Linked DNA regions of Homo sapiens: region 1 is linked to region 2. Evidence: read pairs that join two places in POLR2A ChIA-PET (ENCODE). Cell type or tissue: IMR-90. All regions are shown on one strand. Region 1 overlaps CLASP1 (cytoplasmic linker associated protein 1). Region 2 overlaps GLI2 (GLI family zinc finger 2).

Evidence for each region. Peaks named below come from ENCODE experiments on the same cell type or tissue, not always from the same donor. Only the 100,000 strongest peaks of a DNase experiment are listed, where the experiment ranks them.
Region 1: POLR2A ChIA-PET joins it to region 2 with 8 read pairs; 1 of 35 experiments calls an interaction of 5 or more read pairs at or near these places.

What each region holds. Positions count from the first base shown.
Region 1 is chr2:121,353,570-121,358,569 of GRCh38, reverse strand. The region is part of intron 38 of CLASP1 (cytoplasmic linker associated protein 1); the gene reads left to right. Among named protein-coding and RNA genes, the nearest start is that of TFCP2L1, 71 kb to the right of the region's middle. In IMR-90, a CTCF peak has its summit at 2,318 (motif pointing right); a DNase peak (open chromatin) is centred at 2,319.
Region 2 is chr2:120,756,045-120,761,044 of GRCh38, reverse strand. The region is part of intron 1 of GLI2 (GLI family zinc finger 2); the gene reads right to left. Among named protein-coding and RNA genes, the nearest start is that of GLI2, 23 kb to the right of the region's middle. RefSeq lists an enhancer at 1,779-2,640. In IMR-90, no CTCF peak of the experiment used is centred here; a DNase peak (open chromatin) is centred at 2,714; H3K27ac peaks cover 2,733 bases.

The DNA of each region.
Region 1 (5,000 bases), 600 kb before region 2:
TAGTCAGAGAGAAGCACCAGTGTGCCAGAGAAGATATGTGATCAAATACCAGTTAGAATCACTAGCTGACCTCATCTCAGCCAGACCCCCTGCGCTCAGGAATGGCCCTTAGGTGCCTCTCAGGGCAGCAGTCATTTGTATCAATGGGCACTGGGAAATAATATACTGCATGAACTCTGGAGAAATGCCTTTACCCCTCTGTACTTTGGTTTTTCCTTATCTCTTACCCTATCAAGTGGACTAGGTGATTATCTGTGTTTCATCCAGCCTCAAGATAATACAGGTTGCTGTTGAGTAGCAAACCAAAATCCTCAAATTCTAAATTTTCAGTTTTCCCTAGGCCCAACCTTGGGATATGACCAGAAGCCCCATTTCCTTTGTAGGTTTTTGCTTTTTAATAAAAAGACAAAACCCCAAAACCTGTTTAGCTTCATTGAGAGATTCCAAGTTACTGAGCCAGCAGTCATACTAACAGCACAAACTCCAATAAATGTTTGATGATTGATGGGTAGTGGTGTACTGTAGTCTTCAAGGTCCTTACGGTTTAGTTGAGGTTAAAGCAGAGTCGTGTGGTTCAAAGTGAAATACACCAGGAGTTTAGGAGTGGGCTAGAATAGTCAAGGAAGAGTTCCTTAGGGAGTTAGAACCTGAGATGGGCTGAAAAGGAGCACATAGGGAGAGAACTTTAGCTAGGAGCCAAGGCCATGTGGCCAAGGGAGGGGGCATGGGCTTGGAAGACACTCCTGGGTTGAACCCTGCTGAGCCAAGATGGCAGGAGACTTACCATTTTGTGAGCCCTCATATTCTCTGTGTCGAGTGGAGAAACATAGCCCACCTCACAGGCTTGTAAAGTGCCAGGCACAGTGTCTATTTCTGAGTGGCAGCTGTGGTGGCGGCTGCTCCTGCTGTTATTCATAGGTAGGGGAGTAGTTCTGCCTCGCTGATGAACTGACTCTCAAGGAGCCAGATGTGACACCTGCCCTTTAGTTCTTGTAGCTTCAGAAAGAGCCATAACTTAATGTCAAAACCTTTGAGTTTGGGGTTTGAAGGCCTGGGTTCACATGCTGCTTTTGCCAGCTCGGGGGCTGTGATTGTGGACAAGTCATAGACACTCTGGATATCTAAAGCACTTGTATGCTGGGTGGGAGGTGGGGGGCAGGTGTTTTATACCCTGCGCTGAGAGGCTAGCATTAAAGTCAAGTGAGGTAAGGTGGTTGACATTGTTGAAAATTGAAGATAGTATCCTTTTTATACTCTTCCATTGAAGAAAGTAGACTGATTTTGAATAGAATTGTTGTCAAGTTTTTAAAATTCTACATAAAGCAGATATAACTGCATTTCTCTAAATACACCGAAGAAGCTATTAAATGCAATTGAGTAAACTCTAAAACACCAGTCAAAAATACGACTTGTATTTTTTGACTACTGCTTTGTTTGGAATCCGTCTATATTTGTGCTGGGGTAGCCGGTACATTGTCAGCGTTAGGCTAGGAAATGCCATGGGTTTTTAGAGATGGATACCGGAATTAGAATGCCAAAGAGAAGCCTTAAACGTGCTGCCCAGCTTCCCATCTGATGCTGAGCACCTCCTGAGAGGCCAGCCCAGCCTCTGCAGCATCTCCAGGACAGCAGGACACACCACCTCCTGGGCTCCCAGCCCCTCTTTCCACTCCTTCTCATCATTTGTCCCTGTTGGCCCTAGTTCTACCCCTTAGAGTAGAACAGAATAAATCTCCCACCTAAGAACCTGACCACATTTGAAGATATCCATTGTGTTGCCCTGAATCTCCTTTTCCAGGCAAGGATGTGATGACTGTCTTGTTAGAGGTCATTTCATACAGACACTACTTCTCAAGATCTTCAAAGCTTCCTGGAATTTTGTGCATGCACATTTTTCAGGGGAAAAGACTCATCAGGTAGAGTTGGATGATAAGATTTTATAATCTGAAATACTTTTAAAATAATTGATTCAGATTCTCCCTTTCGTTTTACTGATGAGGAAAACCGAGGCATAGAAAGTGAAGAAATTTACCCCAAGCTCGCTTGGCTAGTTGATGCCAGAACCAGAGCCAAAACTCAGGTCTCCAGACTTATAGCCTGGAACTTTTCTTCTCCCCTCCCTCTGGTACTGAGCCTAGCTAAGTGAGGACTCTCGTCCCAGGTTCAGGGCCATGCTGGCACTCCGTTGTAAATCCCAGGACCATGTCAGTGCCAATCTGGGGCATTGGTCGTTTTTCCCCAGTCTACTGGTGGATACTTAAACTCAGGGTCAATCCAATTTTTTAAGGTCTTTCTGGCCTTTCCCAGAAGGTGGCGCTAAACTCTTCCTTAGCTTCCACACGATTGAGTAGCTAAGCTCAAGACGCTGCTATGAAGAGTTCTTTGATTCCAGCCACTGTTGTTCCTGGACCTTTGCTTTTTTTTTTTGACTCAACCAGTTATTCTGGTGTGTCTGTGACAGAGCCAGATCAAACCTTGTGAACCTAAAAAACATGCAATCCAAATTTTGAAAACTTTGTGCTAAAAGAAACCTTTAAGCAAACATTCACCAGTATTCTGAGTAATGATCCAATTTTAAAAAGCTAGATGTGAAAATTACGCTTTTCTTAGCTAGACACTATTACTTCACTGACTTTGAAAGGTGAAGGAGTGCTGTGTTTCTAATGAGACTGTAGCAGAATTGGAATAGTTTTTGATGACTTCAAGGCAGATTATAACCCAGAAGTCTTTTTGATCCTGTCCTCTTTGAATAGTCCCTCACCCCTTTCTAAATCCTTGCCACTTCTGGCCACCTTGTGTACTAAGTGGTGTTGTCTTCCTTTGTTTCTGCTGCCCATGTTGACTTTTGCTCTCTGTTTGCTTACATTTATAATCTTTGCTTCTTATGTTACATAGAACACAGGGGCAAAACCTGAAGTTCACCCTGATTCAGGCAGCTTGCCAAAGCCAGGGGTTTGGCATATAGAGGGAAGTTGAGAACACCTACCTCCCTTGCCAAAACCAGCGTCTGTCTTGGGAAACTTTCTCTAACCCCAGTGAAAAAGAGGGCCTCAAACTACCCATCTTAATGTGCAGCTTCTGACATTTTATTTTCAGACATTTTAGAACCAAAGCCCTCATCCACATTAGATACATTTGATCATCCGGGCGTGGTGGCTCACACCGGTAATCCCAACACTTTGGGAGGCCGAGGTGGGCAGATCACTTGAGGTCAGGAGTTTGAGACCAGCCTGGCCAACTTGGTGAAACCCTGTCTCTACTAAAAATACAAAAAAATTAGCTAGGCGTGGTGGTGTGCGCCTGTAGTCCCAGCTACTCGGAGGCTGAGGCAGGAGAATCGCTTGAACCCACCAAGATGGCGCCACTGCACTCCAGCCTGGGCAACAGAGCAAGACTCTGTCTCAAAATAAAATAAAATAATAGATACATTTCACCAAATGCTTCATGCAGGCCACATCCAGAATTCCTGGATTTTTGTAAGATGAAGGGCTCCTTGGGTTTGGGTTTCAGCTCAGCAGATCTGAAACAGCCTTTTTTCCCAGCAGCTCTCTGTAGGATAATTCACTTTAACCTGAAGGGCAATAGAGTGCAGGAGATGGGGAGGAGAGAAGGAAAACCACGAGTTCTCACCACGAACCCGGCAATCAGTTACCTGGCCTCACTAATCCTCGTTGCAACCCCGAAGAGCACCAGGAGGCCTTAGCTTGCTCCTGTCAAGCCTGGAAAGCAATGCTGCTGACTCTTGAATCCTGTCTCCAGAGCCGTGTTCTTTCCACCCACTGAGCTGCTTCCCACCTCCCAGGGGACCTCAGATATTGACTCCTGTGCATCAGTGCTTTCTAATTTTGATACGCTACAGAATCCGGTGTTTTCTGACCTTTTGTTTCTTTCTCCAGGTTTTGAAAACAGAGGCCTAAAAGTTCCTTAGCTTTCAGGCTGGTGTGTTATGATACTTGGGCAGTAATTTCTTGCACTAGAAAGCCAGCAGTTTCTGAGCATGGTTTCATTGCTAGGCCAGATTAGATAAGAGAGGGACTGTCTCCTTCCACTTTTCACCATCCACTCAGCTGTGTGTAACTCAGCCACATAGGTACACAGCCACGTGCTTGGCTTTCCCAAACACACACAGACTCTGAGACCTGCACAAATGGAGGAGGAAGAAAAGCGCCCCGTCTGAGGTAACCCATTACCTGACAGAGCTCTTCCAAGAAACATGCCGGTCCTCCTCAGACAATTGGTGACTGGAAAAACCTGAGCTGAAGTCTCTTTTCCAAAGAACTAGTCTGTTGCTTTTCCAGTGTGTCACCTGGAATGGGACTCTCTGGGCCTGGTACAGTAGATTTTTCTACAGCCCAAGTTGATCATTTGTAGATAACCTGCCATGCTCCTAGTTTTCTGTGCTAGCTCCTTAGGAAAAATGTAAATCCAAGTCAATGTGGCATGCTCCAGATGTGACTTTGTGAGTCATGAGCATTAAAAATATGTACGCTGGCCTGGGTGTAGTGGTTCATGCTTGTAATCCCAGCATTTTGGGAGGCTGAGGTGGGCAGATCATTTGAAACCAGTTTGGGTAACATAGCGAGACCCCATCTCACATACTGAGACCCCTACAAAAAACTTAAAATATTATGTGTGCCTGTAATCCCACCTACTTGGGAGGCTAAGGTAGGAGGATCGCTTGAGCCCAGGAGATCGAGGCTGCAGTGAGCCATGATCACACCATCGCACTCCAGCCTGGGCAACAGAGCAAGACCCTATCTGTGTGTGTGTGTGTGTGCGTGCATGTGCACACGCACACTATGGGGAAATTAGTTCAACAGCTATTTATTGAGCACCTGGCGTATACTGGACATTGTGCCAGTCATGGGAATAGAAAGATAGCTAAGATGGGATCTTGCCTTCAAGGAACTTTTAGTCTAGTGGGAGGGACAATTTCAGCAAAATATTTACCTGCAGTGATAAAATAAAGCATACACATGGTGAGGCTTCCTGGGAGTTGT
Region 2 (5,000 bases):
CGTTCACTGCAGCAACCCCAAGGTGCATCCAGGCCCAGCCACTCTGCTCTCCTTCCCACCCTGCTTTTCCTGTGCAGGACAAGGCCCACCTCAGCAGACCTCACAGTCACTGGGCTGCCCAGCAGGATTGCGCAAGAGGGCGTTCAGGGTCAGGAGAACCTTCTCGGGACAGGCTTGGAGGAGAAAAGCATGCCTAATGAAGAGGAATTAAAGGGTGGCATTCCACAAGGACCTGAAAACATTATGACAGTTTTGTTTTGATTTTTGCAAGGAGGCAGACACCACCGAACTTAGGGGCATGAGAAAAAAGAGCCAAAAGAGACAGAGACGAGGCCTGAGCCACTGGAAAAGATTGACTTCTGTGGTCCAAGAGCTAACCAAGCAAGGCTCAGTGGCACCAAGCATGCGGGCAGGCAGACAGGGGGACGCTGCATCCCTGGTCTGAGACAAATGACCAAGGAGCTCAGGTGATGATTCAAATGTGGTCACCTCCCCAGAAACATCTAAACATATGTCTCTACATACAAGTGCCAAAGGGGAAGAGTCCCCCAAATCTCCTAACACAACCTCCAGAAGTCACTCCAGGCCTGGGGAAGGGTCCACCCTGCCTCCACTTCCTGGGAAATCACTTGTCCCTTCCAGTCCTGGGAAGGTTCAGACTTTCAGTTTTCCCTCAAAAGCACAGCGATGGCACCTGGGAGGCCCCAGACCTCCTTGGACCCCCCACATAAGACCACTCCACTGGCCTGGCATCCCTAGGAGGACCTATATCCCAGGAAAAAGGGAGAGCCTCCGAGAAGTTGTACAGTTGGGATGGGCCCCAGACTATCTAACACATCCCATTCATCAGACAGAGACAGGAACTGAGGCCCACGGGGGCCAGGGCCTCCCCTGGAGCAACAGAGCTGGCCCATCACCCTGCCCCTGGGAGGTTTACCCAACACTGCAGGGAGGGAGGCCGGGGGATGCTACTGGAGAATCTCACAAGGGGCAGCCCCAGGGCTAAAGCCCCTCCCTCATCCAAGAGCTCCCCCAGGGCTCTCACCTGAGGACACACAGGCTTAACTGTCCAGCTGTGATAGTGTAAAATATATATTTTGTAAAATACATATTTAGTCTTCCTCCTGTTTCCTGGCATAAAACCTTTGGAATCTCCAGAGAAATGGGTGTCTTTTTGTATGCTGATGAGTTGACTGTAACTAGGTAGGCCCTAGGTAGTTTCAGGATGGAAGCCGGTCACCTGAAAATCCAAGGCAGAAGAGAGGGTTAGGACTTTTCAGCCCTACCTCCAACCTCGGGGGCGGGGACAGGGGCTGAAGGTTAAGTTGATCACCAATGGCCAACGGTTTAATCAGTCATGCATAAGTAATGAAGCCTCCATAAAAACCCAAAAGGACTAGGTTCAGGAGCTTCCAGAGATAGCTGAGCACATGGTTCCTAACAGGTAGTGCACCCAAAAGGGCATGGAGGCTCTGCACCACCCCCCATGCCTCACCCTGTGCATCTCTTTACCTTTATCCTTTGTAATATTCTTTACAATAAGCCAGCAAACAGAAGTATTTCCCGAGTTCTGTGAGCTGTTCTAGCACATTAATCAAACCCAAGGAAGGCGGCATGGGAACCCAGATTTATAGCTGGTTGGTCAGAAGCACAGGTAGTTGAAGAACCTGTACTTGAGACTGGCATCTGTGGGATGCCACAGATGTGGGGCGGTCTTGTGGGACTGAGCTCTCAACCTGTGGGATCTGATGCTGTCTGCAGGTAGACAGGGTCAAAACTGAATTGAATTGGAGGACACCTAGCTGGTATTCACGGCAGAAGTGCTTGCTTGCCGTGGGTATGGAGAAAAACCCCCACACATTTGGTCACACATGTTTTCTGTGTTGACAGAGTGAGAGTGTAAGAGAAACTGAGTCTGTTTCTTCCTACATTCTCAGACCAGCTCTGCTGCTGCATTTGCTCATGAGGCCTCACATGGCCAACCACAGCTCCATGAGCAAAAGGAAACCTGCCAGTGTGGGGGTGGGGGAGGGTGCAGGGAAGATCATGCAGGATTGGGCACAGAAAGGGCCTGGCCCCCAGTCATCGTGTCCACTTCCTCCAGAGGGGAGAGGAAGGCCAGCTGCACCTCAGCCTTGATCAGGCTGTATGTCCCTGGAAAAGTCACCACCACTGCCCCTCCCCTTCTGTGCAACGAGATGGTAGGAGTGGCCAGTCTCTGGGGCCCGCTGACCCTCACTCTGTCTCTCCCACGGCTGGCCTGGCCTGACCTTTGGATGGTGGGCTCCCCAGGGCCCACCCACGGCCCTCACCCGCAAGCCAAGGAGGCCCAAGGGCAGCTCTCACAGCCTCCTGGATGATTTACAGCCACCCCGCCCGAAGCTGCAGGCCGAGCAGATATTTTCCATTTTCCACTGTGTAGCTGAGCTCAGACGTTATAGGGAGCCCTGGGTCTAGGCCTTGGGCCTGGCCGTGGCTTCCCCTCTCCTAGGTATGTAGGCAGGCCAGGGGCGCAGGCTGAACATCTGTGCCTAGGCCCCAGCACTCCCTCACAAGAGAGGGTCCTCGGTCCTGCAGCCAGGTCTGAGAGGCCCGGTCAGGGGGAGGAAGCCAGGCCTCCCAGCCAGCACCATTCACATAGGCCCTTCCCACTTCCGCTTTCCCCTCTCCCCATGACAGCATCATGGAAGAGTGCCTTTGCTGGCAAGCCTGAGCACTCTGGGGCTTTCTGCCCTGATGCAGCTCCCACGCTCAGCTGTGCACAAAGCCCTCAGAAAAGCTGCTGAGATTGTGTGTGGTGCTAGGAGTAAAATGCAAACCTCCAGCCCACACAGATGTTCTGTGAGGCCTAGTCCCTCAAGGCCAGGCGGCCCGGATAAGTGGTGAGATGTCCCTGCCCCTGTCAGCTTCAGGCCTCTCCCCAGCCATCCCTCCTCACACCCGCTGGCCACACCAGCCTCTCCCGTCAGGTCTTAAACACATCAGGGTGAGGACTATCCTTACAGTGGACCACTCACACCACTTAAAATCAGAAAGGCCCTGCTAGTGAGAAAAGTGCAAGGTGAGCTCTCTGCTTCGGCCAAGATGGAATAACAGGGACCAGATGTAACCTCCCTCCCAAAACCATCAAATAACCAGCAAAACCATGGAAACAATGGCTTTTCAGGACAATGAACATCAGGCAATGAAGGAACGAAAACCAAAGAGGTGAGCCTTAGCCTGCCCCAGCTTCCTTTCCAGAGAGTGTTTCCAGGCCACGGCACAGGGAGGGGTAACCAGGCAGAGCTTGGTGGATTCCTGAGTTAAGGAGATGGAGATGGAGTTGGAGAGGAGGGAGACCAGGGTAAGAAGGGTTTTGCATGGCAGAACACCAGACCAGTGGAAGAGCTGAACAGAAGGGGAACATTGGTGAACTTGCAGAGGGTCCCCCTGGAGCATTGCAGAATAGAATCAGCACATACTGTTCTTGCCCCAAGGCCAGGAAAAGATCCAGCTGAGAGGATGAGAGGGAAGAGTGCCCAGTGTAGACAAGGCCAGTGCCTATGCCCACCAGCCAGACTGGAAAACCTCAAAAGTCACACAGCCTTGGGTAGAGAACTCTGAAGGATTTTACCTCAATAGCAAGGAATAATTAGCCCTAGGCTCTGGTCCCATCTAACAAAGCTAAAAAAATTAAACTTTGCAAGTAAATGAATCATATCCTAGAAGAAAGCTCAAGAATATTTATAGTAAGACAAAAATATTCAACATCCAATAAGATAAAACTTACAATATTCTAGCATCTAGCAAAGATTACCAGACATGCCAAAAAAAAAAAAAAGCAGAAAAGTACATGAGGAAAATAAACATCAATCAAAACTGAGCCAGAGCAGGTACAAATGTTAGAATTCGCAGATGAGAGCATGAAAACAGTAGTTATAAATGAATTCCTGTGTCCAAAGAGTTAAGTGGAGACATGGAAGATACAAAACGACCCAATCAAACTTCTAGAGATGAAAAATCACTAGATGGAATTGGTGGTAGATTAGACATTGAAGAAAAAAGATCTGTAAACTTGAAGAAATAGCAACAAAAACTATCCGGTATTATAAACAGAATAAAACATTAAAAAAGAGCATATGAGCTGTGGGATAACTTCAAGCTGCCTAATATACATGTAACTGGAGTCCCCAAAGGAGAAACAGAACATAGAGGATAGGAAGAAGAAATATTTAAAGACATAAAAGCTAAAAATTTTCCAAATTTGATAAAAACTACAAACCCACAGAAAATCATAAAAGCAGCCAGAACAAAGGATATTAGTAGAGATGATAAAGAAAGTCATCTGATACCATGACAATCCTAAACATCTATGCACCTAATAACAGAGCTTCAAAATACACAAAAGAAATTTTAAAGAACTGTTTTAACAGTTGAAAACCAACTAATGAAATTTATTATGTTATCCAATCTAAGATCAAAAACAAGATAAGAATAAGAACTCTCACTACCTCTAGGCAACATTGTACTGCAGGTTCTAGCCAGTGAAAGGCAAAAAACTAAATAAAAGGAATTCAGATTATAAAGGAAGAAGTAAAACTATCTGTATTCACTGATGACATAAACACATGTATAAAATCTGACAAAATCTACAAAAAGCAGGATATAAAAGCAATATAAATAAACCAATTATATTCTTTAATATTAGCAAATTGAAATTTTAAAATAACACAACAGTATCAAAAACATAAAATATCTTAGAATAAATCTGAAAAAAGATGTACAGTACTTGTACACTAAAAGTTATAAAACATTGCTAGGAGAATATGAAGAAGATGTAAATAAATGGAAGGACATACCTCGTTCATGAGCCAGATTACTCAATATTATTAAGATGTCAATTCTCTCCAAATACATCTACATTTACCACAATCTCAATCAAAATCTTAAAAGCAGGGTTTTTGGAGAGATTGCCAAGATGATTCCAAAATTCATATGAAAATGCAAAGGACCTAGAATGC